Regions from separate parts of the Mus musculus genome. Here region 1 is linked to region 2. The links are chromatin loops, found by intact Hi-C in ENCODE. Cell type or tissue: left cerebral cortex. All regions are shown on one strand. Each heading gives the region's core, and the rest is flanking DNA. Links, peaks and the distances in the headings are about the cores only.

The links. Peaks named below come from ENCODE experiments on the same cell type or tissue, not always from the same donor. Only the 100,000 strongest peaks of a DNase experiment are listed, where the experiment ranks them.
Region 1: a loop joins it to region 2, with 3 times the contacts of the local background. A loop is called at or near these places in 1 of 42 quality-filtered maps.

The regions. Positions count from the first base shown.
Region 1 is chr7:3,297,721-3,303,086 of GRCm38, reverse strand. It overlaps Myadm (myeloid-associated differentiation marker), which reads right to left. Exons shown (of 3, transcript NM_016969.2): 3 at 3,738-5,366. Among named protein-coding and RNA genes, the nearest start is that of Prkcg, 3.1 kb to the left of the region's middle. In left cerebral cortex, for the core only: CTCF peaks have their summits at 277 and 2,611 (motif pointing right); DNase peaks (open chromatin) are centred at 1,006, 2,648, 2,943, 4,364 and 2 more places; H3K4me3 peaks cover 1,062 bases; H3K27ac peaks cover 3,297 bases.
Region 2 is chr7:4,477,202-4,482,567 of GRCm38, reverse strand. Eps8l1 (EPS8-like 1) reads right to left here. Exons shown (of 20, transcript NM_001374622.1): 15 at 5,109-5,238; 16 at 4,873-5,004; 17 at 4,570-4,678; 18 at 4,254-4,428; 19 at 3,817-3,949; 20 at 2,087-3,727. The coding sequence ends at 3,641. Ppp1r12c (protein phosphatase 1, regulatory subunit 12C) reads left to right here. Exons shown (of 22, transcript NM_029834.3): 20 at 139-189; 21 at 281-331; 22 at 410-1,047. The coding sequence ends at 496. Among named protein-coding and RNA genes, the nearest start is that of D630041G03Rik, 9.0 kb to the right of the region's middle. In left cerebral cortex, for the core only: a CTCF peak has its summit at 2,659 (motif pointing left); DNase peaks (open chromatin) are centred at 2,667, 4,019 and 4,408; H3K4me3 peaks cover 1,177 bases; H3K27ac peaks cover 649 bases.

The DNA of each region.
Region 1 (5,366 bases), core at 53-5,052, 1.2 Mb after region 2:
GTTTCTTTTCTCTCTGCCTTCTCACTCTTTTCTCTCTTTTCCTCTCTTCTTTCCTGTTTACTCTCTCCATTTCTCCCTCTCTGCTTCTCTCTTTTTCCTGCTCACGTCTCTCCTCATGCACCACATGGTGTACTGAAAATGTTTTCATTTCCATTGTCCTGCCTTTCCCGATCTTCGCTAATCTGTGTTCACCTTTGCTAGTTAAATTCAGCTAGTTAAATTCCCTAGTTAAATTCCCGATGTCCGTCACTCCCTGCTTCTGTATTTCTCCTTTCCTGTCGCTAGAAGGCGCTTTCTCTGAGTAGTTGCCTTTCCCTTCTGTCCTTTTCTCTGACCCATTCAGGGTTTTTCCTTTTGGCCCTGTGATCCTCTTTATCTCTGCGGTCCCCCCCCTGTTCCATGTGACTCTGGCTCTAGTGGTCTCTCCTTCTTTCCCTGTGACTGTCTCTGGGGGGATATTGACCCTTTTCGGTGTCTCCTTGGGACTGTCTTCGGGGGAATCTCGACTCTCCTCTTTGTCGTCTCTCCCTCCTTTGCCTCCCCGAGACTCCGTCTCTGGGATTCTCCCCACTCTGTCTATGGCTTTCCAGCCCTGGAGGTCTCTCCTTTATCCACGTCTCCCTGTAACTCTCCATCTCTGAGGGCCTGTCCCCTCCGTATCTCCCTATGACTATAGCAGAGTGTATTTCTTGACTCTGGATCTCCCTATGCTCTGTCTTGGGTGTCTCTCGTGTTTCCCTGTGACTCTCCACCTGAGTGGTTCTCCCAACTCAGTGTCACCCTGGGATTTCCTATGCACACGCCCAGGTCTCTCCTCCCCTGAGTTCTTCCCCAGGTCACGCCCCACGATGCGCCTTTCTTGAGGTTCCAGTCTTCCTACGGATCCATTCTGGCAGGAAGCCGTTCTAGGGAATCCTGGCCCGCCAGAGGCTGTCGAGCTCAGTGCACTCTGGGACTTATAGTTGGGGCCCTCGTGTACGCTATTCTTGGGACGCAAAGGAAAACTACTCCCGGCGTGCAATGCCGGCGGCTGCGGTGGCGCGGGTGTCGGTTCAGCAACACGTCGTTTTTGCGGTTTTGCTGAGGTCGCAGTGGAGTCGGAATTCCAGAAGGTGCAGGGGAGGTGAAGGAATTAGAGTCAGTCCTCAAGCACCCTTCTGAACACAGAGTTCTCTGACCAACCTGCAAGCCTATTTATTGATGTCTGTGGTTTTCTGGGGCAACGGGTGAAGGGCACTGGGGGTACAGCTTCTTCCTCTGTTGCTTTCCCGAGTTAAAGCAGCAGATCACTGGACGCTACAGTTCTATTTTGTTGTTGTTGTTGTTGTTTAAATAAGGGCTTGAACACTTTTAATCCCAGGCAGAAGCAGGAGGACCTCTGTGAGTTTGATGCCAGCCTGATCTACATAGCAAGTTCCAGACCAGCCAGAGCTACACGGTATCTGTCTGATAAATAAATAAATAAATAAATAAATAAATAAGTAAGTAAGTAAGTAAATCTTTGTGTATTTCCTGTCTGGCTTCAAACTTGCTAGGTAATCAAAGATAACCAACATCTGAGCTTCCTGCCTTTACCTCCCAAGAACTGGGTTTATAGGCATCTATCATCACCCGTGGGGTAGGGAAGTGTTCAGATACTGGAGATTGCCCCTGGGACCTTGTGTTTGCTCGGCAAGCACTCTACCAACTGATCCACACAACCCTCTAGCTATTCTTTCTGGTGTCTTCCAGAAGGTATTCTTGAACCAGGACGGGAAGGAGTGGATGCGATGGCCTCTTGAGAAGAGGAATTGGTGTAGATACGTCTTGGTAAGCACTGAAGAAATAAAGACTTCTCACCCCAAAGTGTGTGTCCTCACTGGCTCTTCTCCCATGTACTTCCTGTTAGGTCTCAAACCTGGGGCAAATGGTTAACTGAGGTGCCTATTTAACATATCAAAGCAGAGCTCTCCCAGCATCCCTCAGTCACGACCAGTTACAGAATACGGCTGGTATATCTCAACCCCCTACCTTAAACTCCTTCAGTTCAGGAGCTGGGCTGCCTGCCCTTCCACCAGTTGCTCTCCCCTCTATATCCCAGCCATTTTGGTTACCAGGCCCTTTTTGTCCTGGCCTCTTGGTCTCCTAGCTTCCCCGCTCTCCTTACATGGCCCACCTCAGAGTCACTTTGGACTCTCCTAGATGTCCCTGCCTCTGGCTATGCCTCCCTTTTATCAACAATAAACCTTCTCCTCCTCCACTATACCTAAGAGCAGTCCTTTCCTTTTATTTACTTTTCATTCACTTCCAAACTTATTCCAAATGTTTTCCAAGTTACCTTTGTGTGGGCACAGGTGCAAAAAGAGATTGTATGATCCTGAAATTTCTTTATGTGTGTGATCATGGAGGCCAAAGGATATCAGGGTTTTTTGTTTGTTTGTTTTTTTCGAGGCAGGGTTTCTCTGTGTAGCCCTGGCTGTCCTGGAACTCACTACCAGGCTAGCCTTAAAGTCAGAAATTCGGCTGCCTCTGCCTCCCAAGTGCTGGAATTAAAGGCATGTGCCACCACACCCAGCCTGGTGTCAGTGGTTTTAATCTGAGCTATCTCTCCTGATTGTAGCTGTGAGCTCAGCTCCTGAAGGGGGCGCTATGAACTGGACGCAAGCATTTTTTTTTTTTTTAATTGCAAAATCACCTCTCAGCACTGGGACATTGTATTTCTGAATTGCCCAAGTGGTATTTTCTTCCTGAATCTGTGTGTATTGCTAGGGACAGGCCTGCCAGGGCCTTTGTACATGCTAAGCAAGTACTTTCCCTCTAAGCTACTTGCCAAACCATAGTGCCTTGTGTTTCTCAAGGGACTTTCTGTGGGAGAAATTGCATTCTTGTCTTTCCTAGTCAACGTTCCTAGTTTCTTTTTAAGATTATAAAATGTATGTTCCTGTGAGTGTAGTCGTGGAGGCCAGAAAATGGCACCATCTGTCATTTCCTTCACTGCGTATTTGTCTAAGGCAGGAAGCCAGCAAGCCCAGTGACTCTCTGTGCCCCCACCTTTACCATGGGGGGTGTTGCATGCATTTGAGGGGATGTTCAGCTTGTTTCTTGGGTCTGGGACCTGAACCCTGGTTCTCACGGTGCCAAAGCAAGTGCTTTCAACAACCCCTGAGCGCCCAAGGCTCCCACACCCCCATTTTGAAGAATTAAGAAGACTATCCGGCTATGGTATATAGCTCGGATGGTAAAGTGCTTGCCCAGCATGGGCCAGTCTCTGGGCTCAGTCCCCAAAACTGCATAAACGGGGTGTGGTGGCTTTTACTTGTAATCCCAGCACTGGAGGAGGTAGGACTTGGCTACATATTGAGTTTGAGGCCAGCCTTGTCTACATGAGACCAGCTTAAAGGGGTGGGGATTCGGGGAGGCTGGAGAGATAGTTCAGTGGTTCTCCTCTACAGGACCTGGGTTCAATTCCCTGTACCCACATGGCAGCTCACAACTGTCTGTAACTCCCGTTCCAGGGGACCCAATACCCTCACAGACATGCATGCTGGCAAATCAACAATGTACATAAAATTAAAATAAATACATAACTTTGGGGGGGGGGAGACCCAGGCTCTGCCACTGTTTTCTGATGAGGCCAAGGTTGTCTTAGTCCTACGCCCCTTCTGTCATCAAACTGAAGAATCTGAGTCTCACCTCTCTCTTGGAGTCCTTCATTCCTCCCCACCCACCCGGAGAGAAAGAAAGCATGAGTCTTCCTGTTATCATTATATTGAGGGTTTTTTTTGTTTTTGTTTTTTAAAAAAAGAACATTATGGATGTGAGGGGTGGGAAAGGGTGACTGACAGCAGGAGCTACAGGAACCCAAAGCTCCAGAAAATTAAAATATATATATATATATTTATACATTTATTTATCCATATATACCTAGTAATGTCAAAGAAGCAGAAAGCAGCAGCAAGAAGCAAGCAGCACATGAGAGGACCCGGGTTCATGTACAGCACACACAAGCCATTCCAATCCTGTTACTCCCAAACCTACCCTGTAGCCCAAGAAAAGATGTCTAAGGACCTTCTCTCTTTAACGGGGCTACACAACGAGGGTATGGTGGTATATCTGTACTCTCAGCACCCAGAAGGTGGAGCCAGAAAGACAAGGGTTCAATGGAAGCCTCACCTACACAATTATGTTTGAGACCAGAATGGGCCACATTAAGAAAATCTCTAAAGCTATTAAAAAAAAAAAAAGGGCTTTTTAGTTGATTGCTTTGTTTGTGTTCAGAAAAGGAAAAGATGAGCTTAATGATCTTAATGCCTTTAAGGCCGGCAAAGGCTCCTTCTCTTCTCATTCCTGCTAAAGCAGACCTTGTTATTTTTAACACTGAGATAAGCGAGCAGCCATTACTGACGCTCAGAAATACTTCAGAGTTGTCTTAAGACCATATGGGTGGCCTGGCAGTGATGGCACACACCCTTAAGCCCAGCACCAGGGAGGCATAAGCAGGCAGATATCTTGAGTTAGAGGGCAGCCTCGTCTACAGAGCAAATTCAGGACAGCCAAGGCTACACAGAGAAACCCTGGGGGTGGGGGGAGGGACAGAGACACAGAGAGAGATACCATGTGGATATTTTTGTTGGGTTTGTTTAAATAGCACAGAGAATCGTTTAGGAAAAGGTGCCCATCCATTGCTTCATCTAGGGTATCTATCCTCTAGGTGGTGGGCTTTCAGTAAGCCTGGTAAAAAAAATCTAGAGCCAATTTGGTGCAACGTTGAGTGACAAGTAGAGGCAGAGACTGCATAATGCTGACTTCTGGCCACCGGGAATTGCTGACCTCCAGGATTTTGTTTGCTTTGTTTTGAATTTAAAGGAGAGGTACATTATATGGCCTGCTTCCCAATCCCCTTAACACACACACACACACACACACACACACACACACACACACACACACACACAGACTAAGGCACAGCTAAGGCAGGCAGGCAGGCAGGCATGCTTTGGCAATGAGGCCCCTAAAGAGACCCTTGGAGTAAAGAACTGCAAAAGAGTGTGGGTAACTGTAAAGGAGTGTGGGATGTGTGGGGCCAGCACCTTTGAGGGGTGAGGGAAAGAAAGCAAGATTTCTTAGGGCTCCCAAGAAAATAAGCAGGTGATAAAACCCACAGGAAAGACTATAGAGATAGAAAAAAAATGAACGAGGCAAACTGTGGAGCCACAGCTCAAGGGTAAAACAGGCATACCAGAAGAGGAAAGGTAAGAAAGAGATAGAAAAGGCAAACGGGGAATAAGGAAGACTATACATATCTAACAGGGAAGAGGAAATGGGAGGGAGATGAGAAAACAGGATGGTACCAATCACCTGGGTAATCAACTGGTTGAAGAGGCTGC
Region 2 (5,366 bases), core at 205-5,204:
GATACTGAGAATCAGGGCTCCAGTGGGCGGGGTCTGGCCCTGGCTGGGAGGTCAGAGGTTCCTCTCTGGGGACAGGGCTCTGGCTACAGTGGAGTAAGGAAGTAGCTCCTGACCCTAGGTCTCTTCTGCTCTCACCAGCGGCAGGAACGCTTTGCTGAGAGGCCCGCCCTCCTTGAACTGGAGAGATTTGTGAGTTGGGCTACTGGGGTGGGCCCACTGTGTCCCAGACTTACCCTGCCCCTTGTCCTTACCCGCTCTGAACCTGCCCCATGCCTTGCAGGAGCGCAGGGCTCTGGAGCGCAAGGCAGCAGAGCTGGAAGAGGAGCTGAAGGTAACTGGGGCTTGTGATGGCTGTAGCCAGAGCCCAGCCTACCCAGCGCCACCCAGCTGACTCCACCCTGTATCCTAGGCCCTCTCTGATCTCCGGGCTGACAACCAGCGGCTCAAGGATGAGAATGCAGCATTGATCCGAGTCATCAGCAAACTATCCAAGTGACTCTGGAGGAGTTCCCGCACCATATTTATACTGCTGCTTCTGACACACGCACCCTTTCCCCCCGCGTGAACATGAGTGACAGGGCTCTGGGGGAAATTGCTGAGAAGCCATAACCTCTCGGGACCTCAGAACCGGGAGGAAAGCACAGAGTCCCCAGGAACCAAGGGGGACTCTCTGAGATCAGGATAGAGATGGGAGGCTGAGCCAAGTAGGGAGACGTTGCTGAGAGTGGACAGGCACCAGAGATGGGACCAAGAAGGAAGCAAGGACCAAGAGACACAAAGATCAGTATCCAGAAGCAGAGTGGTTGCCCCAGGATCCCACCTCACGTGTGATGCTACCCAGCACTCCTCCTCCTCCCCAGCAGGGATGCAGGAATGTGCCAAGAGTCCCACTGGCCTCTGCCAGGTGGGCCTGTAGATAGGTCCATGTGCAATAGGGAGGGATGTCTTCTATTTTTGCTGCCTCCTCCCTACCCATTGTCTGGGGAGGGGGAGAAGGTATTTTTGAGACAAAGCACAGGCACCATAAATAAAGTGACATTGCCACTCAGTGACTTTGTCTCCTGATTGTGGGCTCAGGCTGACTGAGCCCATTTGGATAGGGTACAGTTGAGGGTAGGGGGTTGGAGTATGTTCACAGGTCTGGGAGGGCACCTTGCTAAAGTGAGCAGCTGGAGCAAAGGGTCCCAGACGATGTGGGAGGGATTAGAAGGAAGCCCTTGGTGCTGTGATATGGGGCTGGGGCACCCAGATTTGCCCTCAGTTCCTCTGAAAGGAGTGGAGTAGGTGTCTGATATTGAAAATGTGGGATGGATCACATAGAAAACTCCGGAAGTGTAGCTTCTCTGGGGAAGGAATAAGTGATGGCAAGTTCCTCCAGTCCTCCATGGCCTCATGGATTGGAACAGCAGGAGCCAGTCTTGAGATGCACTGCACCTCCATCCCATAGTCAGGAGCCGCTGCCTACACTAGCAGCTGGGCTCAGATCTGCCTACAGGGGTACCAGGAGTGAACAGCTCAGGCCAGGAGCCAGGGCTCTGCAGGAGAGGTAGCCAGTATATGGGTTTCAGCTGTGGTGCTGTGGAAAAAGAAGGGGAGAGGGCAGTGGGTGTGGATGGGTGTATGTTGTCTGGAGTGGTCTGTGTATATGTGGCATGCATTTTATGTATGGTGCATGGCATGGCTGACGTGGGGTATGGGTTTCATGTGATGTAGGTGTATGTTGGGTGTGTATCTGGTGTGTGTATGGTGTTTATGATAGTCTGGTACTACAAGGTAGCAGAGTGAGCCATATGTCTGAAGGAAGCACATTTTCCATGATGAGAACCATGAGTGCAAAAGTCATAGAGTAGCCTGGCAAGCTAAGGTCTAGGAAGGAACTTGGACCTGAGTAGCAGAGGACAGTGCAGAGGTGCTGGCTTTGTGCAGGGATGTGGCCCTGCTAATGCTAAGGACTTGAGCTCTGAGGTGGGAGGTCTGGCCACCAGACTGCCATCAGACTTGAGTTGTAACAGGTCCCCCTGGCTGTACATCGATAGAGATTGGAGGAGTGGCGGGACAGGGTGATCAACGAAGCATGAAGTCAGGATAATCAGATAGAAGTGATCAGATTCCAGACCAGAGAGACCTACAGGCATCTGATGTTCCAACAAGTCAGCTGGTCCCTGCCTGCATTTCAGCCTGCAGCCTGGGAGCTCACTAAAACAGTTTGGGCAAACTGCTCGTGTTTTTAGTTTCTCTTAGAAAAAAGGCTACAGGGTATTTGCCAGGAATCCCAGCGTTCAAGGAAACTAAAACGGGAGAAATGAGACTTTGAGGCTATATCCAGACTATCTCCAACAAAACCAACCACCCAACCCTGACATAAGGTATGACAGGCAGTGATTAGGTTCTGAAGGGTCTGTTCCTGGCAGTGCAAACAGCGTGAATCAATGTCCAGAGTCCTGAAAAGTGAGGAAGGGTGGCCCTGAACCTGGAGCAGTCATGTGCATCAACTCTCATGCTGGAGTTAGGTTTTATCCCACATGTCAGGAGAAGCCAAGGGACATGCTTGAGGGGTAGACAGGGACAAGGGACATCCGCAGTGGTTTAAATGCTCTAGAAGGTTGTGCGAACAGTGAAGCTGTCAGCCCAAAGGCTGGCTTTTCTAGGTTGCATTTGAGGTGTGCCACCTGCTGGCTTAGGTAAGAACTGAACTGCTTCAGGAGCAGAGGCAGACTGCAGTGATGGGACTCTCGGAAGTGTCTTAAGGATGCAAAGAGAAGCGCCACAGCAGGAAAAGAAAGACCTTAGGGATACCTAGTCTGAATGAGAAAACCAGCCCTTATTAGCCACCTAAATAAACCGGACAACTTGCAGGGCTTGGCAGGGAGAAAGTTCTCGAGGGGACTGGAAGACCCAAGAGCCTATAGCATGCCCAGGAAAAATCCAGATCTCCATAGCTGGATCCTGGGTGGCTGGCTGGCGCAGGCATCTATGGCATGCAGGTGAGCTGAGCCAGAATGATGGAGGCTGTTCCAACCAGCAGAAGCAGTAAGTGCGAAATGCTTCTGATTGAAGGGGTTGGCCCAAAATGGAGGGTGGGAGGAGACGCCCTCAGCGTTTGAAAGAAAAATCCCAGGCCTCATGCTAGGTAACTGGACCAAGAAGAGCGAGGAGCCAGGAATGGGTTTTGAACCAGAGATTGTAGGTAGTGCTAGAGTGAGGATAGACTGGTGCTTAAGAGGAAGCCTGGGTTGGAATCTCCAGGCTTTCATGGAGAGAATATATGGGGTGTCTCCCAGATTTCTGCCTCCTTGGTAGCTGGCAAGAGGGGGACAGCAGGTGGACTTAGCCTATAAGGAGGCTGTTTATAGCGCATCACAACGCACAGGGCCACCATTGCGCCTCTTGAACGTGCCTCTCTGGTAGTGTCTATGCTCTGTCCCTTTCCCCATTCCCATCAGTCCCTCTGGAAGAGTTCCCGTCAGTACTGTCAGTGCAGTCTGCCCGCCAGGATAGCGGAGAACCCAGGCTGGGAGATCCTTTATGGCATCTACTGCCACTGGCGATGGGTGAGTGGGTGGGGGGAAGTCTGGCGACTGTTGTCCTACGGGGCGCTGGGAACCCCATCGTCTCATCACTTTTTGTGATCGAGCCGGGATCAAATGACTTCTGTTTTGGTCTCGCCTTCCACTTTTTTCTTTTGCTTCTCCATCACGGCCTCCAGCTCTGATACTTTTTCTCTGTCCTTGAGGGTGGGGTAGAAATCAAGACCTTAGTATGTGAGTCCTGGGCGCCCCACCCCTCGCCTCGTCAGGGCCTGGGCGATTCTCTCACCTCCAGCAGCGCGCGCTGCACAGTGACTTGGCTGTACACTCGCGCCCCTTCCTCGGGGCACACCGCCCGCAACTCTTCCTTTTGCAGCGAGAAGAGCTGTGCGCCGGTCAGCACACCGAGCGCCTCCACAGTCCTAAGAAGGCAGCAGGGGCCATCACAGCTCAAGCCCCTTCAGCTTCACCAATCACATCGCACCCACCTAGCTGCTTGTCCAATCAGAGCTCTCAAGCAAGGAAGTTGGGACGGAGAGGCTCAGGCTCCGGAGGTGTCAGATTTCAGAAAAGGAATGCTCTTCCCTGTGGTCTCCAATCAGAGCCTGTCTTTGGGCGTAGCAAATTGCCCTACAGTTTTCCCCGCTCCCACCCCCAGACCAACTAAAACCTTGACTTCCAGGTCTGTTATCTGTCTCTGCAAAGTAGCAGCGGGACCCCACTCACCCGGAGCTAAAGCCCTTGGTCTGCAGCCAGGCACGGACCACCGAGGCCTCAGAGCGCGGGCTGAGCTGGGGCTCTTGGGCTCGGGGCCCCGGGGTTACCCGGCTGGGACCCGAACGGCCCTGCGCCAGGCGCGACTGCAGCTCCTCATTGACACAAAGCATCTGGGAGAATTTCTCTGCAGGAGGGAAACCGGGAAGGGAGGGAGTGCGCACTCTAGGTGCTGGGGCCAGGGATTCGGGAGCCTCTAGCTTGCCCAGAGTGGAGCCTGAAAAGTGAAGACAAAGATCACTTCCCAGAGTGACTCTCCACTACTCACCCTTCTCGCTGGGATCCAAACTGTTTAGACTGTCGCAACTGTCCCACTGGGGCCGCACCTGAGTTGGGGCTGGAGCTGGGGCAGGTGGGGGAGGAGGTGTGCTAGTCTCCTAGAAGGGAATGAAGAGGGGGCGGGGCGGGGAGGGAGACCGAAAGAGATAAGGCTTCCAGCCCCCTTTTCAATAAACTGAACATTCCACTTTCCAAGAAGTACCCTTCACACCTGATTTTCTTCGTTCTCATCCCCAGGACCTAAAATCTGGCCCCCACTTTTCCCTGGAGAAGCAAGAATATACTGACTTACTAGGTGTCTTGCGGGGCTTTGGCTGCGGTGCACCTGAGGTCCAGGGTGGGGTGTCAGGATATTATAGGGTACATAGCCCTCTTGTCCCTGATGGTCCCGAACCTTCCACCATTTGCGCCTGTCATCCAGGACCTAGGGTGGGGAATAAGCAGAAAATTCGTGCCCTGGTTCTATGTGTAGTCTGTGCAGAACCGGCCAATTTCAGGGTCTCAGGCCCCCACACCCACACCGCTAACCTCCAACACATCTCGGTGCTTGACAGATAGCTCGCTGCCATTTCGGGCCTGGAAGTCATAATTACACAGAACCCATTTTCTGGCTTTCTCTTCTAGCTGGGACTCAGTTTCCAGTTCTGGATCTTGCTGACTAGGGAGAATGAAACGGGTAAGGAGGTAGCCGGCCTCAATGGTCTGGATTATAAATTGCTCATTAGATTATATATATATATATATATATATATATATATAAATTGCTCATTAGATTATATATATTAT